Regions from separate parts of the Homo sapiens genome. Here region 1 is linked to region 2. Evidence: chromatin loops called from intact Hi-C (ENCODE). Cell type or tissue: mammary epithelial cell. All regions are shown on one strand. Each heading gives the region's core, and the rest is flanking DNA. Links, peaks and the distances in the headings are about the cores only.

Region 1 (2,919 bases), core at 153-2,652, 210 kb before region 2:
CTCTTCCTCTCCAGCCTAGTTCTAACTGGTCCAACCCTATGGATCCTTCCACTCGACAGCTGTTTAGTGGAGATGCAAACAGACCACAAGTCTACTTTATTTAGCCTTGTGTCTTCCAGCTCGATACAATAGCCCATACACTTCAAAAACAACACCAGTTAGAAATAACAGGTTGACCAGGCCAGCACTCACATGAGGTGACATGCTGAAGTTCCAAGAGGAGAGTCTTTGGGGAACAGTGGAAGATGACCTGGGTGTCATCAAGACCCAGGTTGCAGTTCTGGCCCTGTCAGTTATCAGCTGCTGAAAACAGGCATGTCACCTCATCTCTCAAAGGCTCAATTTCATCATCCATAAAATGAAGGTAGGAATCCTTAACTTGTAAGCTCCGGGAATATTACAGATGGATGTCAAATGCCTAGCATGGTAGCTGGTACATAAGAGATGGCTGGCACTGTGTATCAGGTTCTAAGAAATGGCCTTCTCATATAGATCCTCCCAAAGACACATTTCCATCAGTCACACGGTCAACCTGTTTCCCATATCCATATAAGAACATCCATGGGAAACATTCAACCATTGTCAAGTGAATGAAAGTAAAAGAAACAAAAAGTTATCATTGCAAACCTAAGTCTATAAAGTCTTAGACACAGTTACTTCTCTTATGACAATATTTGAAATTAAATAACCTTTTAAAATCATTTATTTTACTATCTATGTAGTTCTTGAGAAAATAATGGGATAGTCAAAAATAATTCAGAATACAGTCTCAATTTTGGAAATTAAATATCAATAAAGAAATGCTACAATAGTACTATGTTGACTTGAGAGCAGTAAAAACAAAAAAGGGCTGTGAAACAAAAATTTAATAAACTAGAATAAAAAGGCTGTAAGAAAGGAGTTTCTAATATTTCCTATGTCTGCACTATTTTTCAGTTTAAGTTGTAAAAATTTGCTAGTGTCCTTCCGAGGAAATCAATAGTCTCCACAGTAATCTGTAGGCAGTCCATGAGGCGGATGGCAAGCTCACATGTGAGGCAGGCCCCCAGGAAGACTGTCTACAGAGGAATATTAATAAAATGACTTGTTCAGGGTCATACAGAACCAAATCAGAAAAGCAAATCTAATAGTTGGATAAAGTACCTCAAGTCCAAATGCATTTCCAGACTCTAGGATTAAACTGGGTCCCTATAAAATTTTCTGGAGCTGCTCACCCAGTCCAGAGCTGCATGATTTAAGTAGTACCTGCAAGTGCCCAGTAGGCGGTGCCCACACATTCATTAAGCAAGACAAAGGCCACCAGCGACATCCCTCCATTCATCATGCCCACCAGGAAGCGAGTTACTGCAAAGAACTCATATGAGGGGGAAAATCCATTTGCAATTGCAAATAAGATGTCAAGAGCAAAACCTAGAAAGAGAAAACAATATTCAATAATCCAGAGGCAAAATAGCATTTGATGAAAGTAATAAATTATATTCATTAGCTTATAAAATAAATGTTTGTAAACTTAAATTTTCTGAGCTGTTTTTGTGGGTTTCTTTTTGTTTTTTTTTGTTTTTTTGTTTTTTTTTTGAGATGGAGTCTCGCTCTGTCACCCAGGCTGGAGTGCAGTGGCACAATCTCGGCTCGCTGCAAGCTCCGCCTCCCGGGTTCACACCAATCTCCTGCCTCAGCCTCCCGGGTAGCTGGGACTACAGGCGCCCGCCACCATGCCTGGTTAAATTTTTTTTGTATTTTTTAGTAGAGACGGGGTTTCACCGTGTTAGCCAGGATGGTCTCAATCTCCTGACCTCGTGATCCACCCACCTCGGCCTCCCAAAGTGCTGGGATTACAGGCGTGAGCCACCGCGCCCAGCCAGCTGTGTGTTTTTTTTTTTTTTTAACAGCTTCTCTTGGAAACTATTTTTTTAAAAAACCATAAGGTTTACTTTATTACATGATTTCTGTCAATCACAGACAGTTTTCAATTATTCACAATAATGCTGGAAAATGAAAAACCCTTGCTCATACTCAGCTTGTCAAGAGCACTATGCCAAGTCCTGTAGAGCTCATTTGAAATGAATCAACACAGAGAGATATAAGGAAATGGGCCTAGTACACTGTCACAGTCTTTTACTTCTCTCCTTAGCAACATGGCATAAACTAAAATTTGGGGGTTGCAGAAAGCACCATCACCTATGAACGGTTTAGAACACAAATATCTGACTTTAACTAGGTGGGCTAGTAACTTAAAGGTGCCTGGCCAGAAGCACTCAAGCTGCAGTTTGGCCTCTTGCCAGGATAATAAAGATCAGTTCTGTGTCCATATGCCAATTCCCGGAGAACCTTAAGGAAATAGTCCCCTTATTATTTCCCTAAGAATCTTAGAGAAATAAGCCCTCTCATCCAGTTTATGAATACTCTAATAGATTACCTGTGAGATAGACTTTTTTCCTTCCGAAGCGATCTGAAAGCTGACCAAAAGAGATAACTCCAACAAATACACCACTGAAGAAAAAAGAGCTTGCTGCACTGACTTTGTAGGATCTGTTGGCAATTAAAAACCACTAGAGGAAGATAAAACAAAAGAGAGACATGTAGGATTCAGTTAGCTATTAAAAAACCAAATGTGCAACAAAAACTTGTACACCAGAATTTCTATACTGCATGATCCACTATTAACCAGAATTCAGTAGAATTTGTCTATCTCAGACAACGTCCAATCAGATTTTATCTTCAGAAACACTAGAAATCACTATTATTATGATGCACTCCCACAGTACTCTATACATATCTTATTACAGAATTGAACACAATGTATAATAGCTAATTACTTATGCATCTATTGACTATGTCCCACATCCTAAGGCTCTGTGTTTCTTGAGAGGAGCCTTGTCCCATTTATTTCCATTCTCTGATGCCTAATACACTATATGA
Region 2 (2,919 bases), core at 140-2,639:
CCTACTGAACTTTCTTGATATTTGTCATTGTGAATTACTGCGTGTTTATTCTGGGAAAATGAATCATGGTTGTAAACATTTGCCTGGAACCAAGAGGCTGTCAGTCTGGGCATTGGAAGAATTACTAAGGACAAGATGACCTAACGTGACCCAGATATGGGAGGGAAGGAGAATAAAAAAAGGAGAAAAAGAATAACAAGAAAGGGGAGGGAAAAGACCAGCAGCAATGAGGGAAAACTAGAAAATTTTGTGTCTGAGAAGGAATTATGACAGAATACAAGTTGGGGGACAAGTTTGCCTTTGCCTCAAGCTCCTCCCTCCCTTGTCCTTCACAGGCCAAAGGACCAGACTACCCTCAGAACCACCTGCAGAAGAATCCTGTTCCCTCCCATGCTAAGTTTCTGGGTGCATAGTTAGAGGTCTTGCCTGTCTCTAACCCTGTTTTTCACCTGGCTTGGGATAATGCAGATAATGCAAAGAGTTGGAGCCTGTGCTCAGCTCTGTTAACTACTTGTGAGAGGTGGACACAAGCACAGGCCTGTAGTCAACATTTGTTTGCACCATGAATTTATTATTTATTATTGTGTCCCTGAGACAATATGACCCATAAAGAGATGGTGCCAGTTAATCGTAGGTCAGTCTCCATTCAAATAAAGTCCACATTCTCTTTGGAGAGCAGACATCTTTGCAAGACTACTGACTACCAGTCATCTCCAGCCCTTAGCTTAGGCTTGATCACTGTGACTCTGATAAGCTTCTCCTTGGCATGCTAGCCTCACACGCTCTCTCTAAGTCTACTCCAAAAGGCTTTCTGGCAGCTCTATTTTGTAGGCTTGGTCTGTCCCACCCACATATTTTCTATTGCTGATTGCCAAGATGCCTGTAGCCAATGTTTGTTTGCACCATGAATTTATTCTCTAGTAGGAGGAGGGATAAGAAGTTCAATAGCCGAATTAGTATACAAAAAGGGCAAAAAGAGGTAGTGTGGAAATATAAATTAAACTCTGTGGGATCCCAAGAGAAAAGATGATTAATTACAACTAAGTGAATCAAGAAATGCTTCACGGAAATGGTATTCACACTGGGCTTCTGTGGGCAGGTTTCAACAGACAAGGTGGGAAAAAGGCATTCCAAGTGAGAACAATGTAAGATGGGGACAGAGCTGGAAAAGTTCAGTGTAGGTGGAGTTCTGATCATCAAGGGCCTTCAATGCTGTGCTCAGGAATTTGAACTTCATTCCATAGACAGTTGTGGACCAGTGGAAGCTTCTAAGCAGAGGAATGGTATCAGATCTGATGATAGTGACCATTTATTGAGTACTCACTATAATCTAGGCATCGTGCTAAACACTTCACAGGCATTCACTTAGCCTTCATAATCACCCCATGAGGATGGTGGACTTGGACAGTAGTTTGAGAATGGGCTAGAAGCAAAATAAATGGTTAGGGATGACATAGTAGGAGAGGCCATGGTCTCAGTGGTTTAGTCCCTTGTCCCTAAATTGTAAAGTTTACTAACAATGGCAATGAGAACTGGAGTTAGAAATCTGAGGTGGCAGAATCAGAGGACCTGGTGACCAGTTAGCTCCTGGGGTCAAAGGAAGCAAGTGGTTAGGGGATCTAGTAAACAATGCCAGCAGACCCTTGTCTTGGGAACTTAGCTCCCCTACCTTCCACCAAAATCCCAATCTCAGGAGAAAGGGGCATTTTGCTATCCACTGAATATGAGACTTGAAGATTCAGAAGATTATAGCCATGAAGGCTTTTCCAGTTGGTCCAGGTGGGAGACCAGACAAGATGTAGAAGCAAATCAATTAGGGGCAATAAAAACACTTCCCTATCTGAAGCGCTCATCATATGGCAGGCACTGCACTAGGCACTTCATAGACCTCATCTCACTGAATATTAACAATAACCTCATGATTAGGGTCCCTGCTGTACTCTAAGATAACTGAGATTTAGACAGATTAGGTAACTAGCCTGGGTTCACATACTAAGCAGAATTGAGATACACACCCAGAGTCTATGCTTATGACAGTGCAAGAAACTGCCTAAGAGGAAGACTTAGGCAGAGAAGACTATGACAGTGCAAGAAACTGCCTAAGAGGAAGACAGACTTCTCAAAAAGCAGCCAAGACAAGTCTGGCTCAAATTGGATTCATTCTCATGTCTACTAATGCATTTATTAATTTACCCTTTCATTTATTCATACACTAAACAATTGCTGAGCACCTGCTCTGTGCGGGCATTGTGCTAGCTATTTGGGATAAAAAAAAACTAATAAGACACCATGTCTGTCTTCAAGGAGACTATTCTAGAAGTGAAGGCAGGCAAGTGAACAGATAATTATAATGCACAGAGGAGGAAAGCAGCTAACCTGGCTTGTGGGGCTAAGGAAGGGAGTTGGAGAAGACTTCCTAAGGTGATACCTGAGCTCAGTCCAGGAGTAGAGGGTGGCTAGGCTAAGGCAAGGAAGTGAGAAGAGAGCAATGTTCCAGGCAGTAGGACTGTTGCAAAGGGGTTTGGGTCATAATCCTGAGAGACATGATCCAAAATGCCATAATCCTGAATACTGAAATCCCAAAAGATTTAAACCCCTAAAGTCTAAATTACAATCACAGTATAGACGTATCATTTTAGGCAGAACTATTACTTGTTATTGTCTTCATTGGAAATGAGGTATGTTTAAGGAGATGTGTGTGAGTGCCAAGTTGACAAGGGGTGAACTTGTGGACTTAATTTTAAATGTCAACTTGACTGGATTAAAGAATACCTAGAAATCTGGTAAAGCGTTATTTTAGGTGTGTTTGTGAGGGTGTTTCCAGAGGAGATTAGTGCCTGAGACTGAGTGGATTAGCTGGGGAAGATCTTTACCCAATATTAGAGGACACCATCCAATCGGCAAGGGTCCTGGAGAGAA

The links. Hi-C counts contacts between places; a loop is a spot of excess contacts. Peaks named below come from ENCODE experiments on the same cell type or tissue, not always from the same donor. Only the 100,000 strongest peaks of a DNase experiment are listed, where the experiment ranks them.
Region 1: a loop joins it to region 2, with 5 times the contacts of the local background. A loop is called at or near these places in 45 of 110 quality-filtered maps.

What each region holds. Positions count from the first base shown.
Region 1 is chr1:116,019,212-116,022,130 of GRCh38, reverse strand. It overlaps SLC22A15 (solute carrier family 22 member 15), which reads right to left. Exons shown (of 12, transcript NM_018420.3): 3 at 2,417-2,549; 4 at 1,246-1,410. Among named protein-coding and RNA genes, the nearest start is that of SLC22A15, 44 kb to the right of the region's middle. In mammary epithelial cell, for the core only: a CTCF peak has its summit at 1,271 (motif pointing right); no DNase peak of the experiment used is centred there.
Region 2 is chr1:115,813,064-115,815,982 of GRCh38, reverse strand. No RefSeq gene overlaps it. Among named protein-coding and RNA genes, the nearest start is that of NHLH2, 27 kb to the left of the region's middle. In mammary epithelial cell, for the core only: no CTCF peak of the experiment used is centred there; a DNase peak (open chromatin) is centred at 1,092; H3K27ac peaks cover 1,463 bases.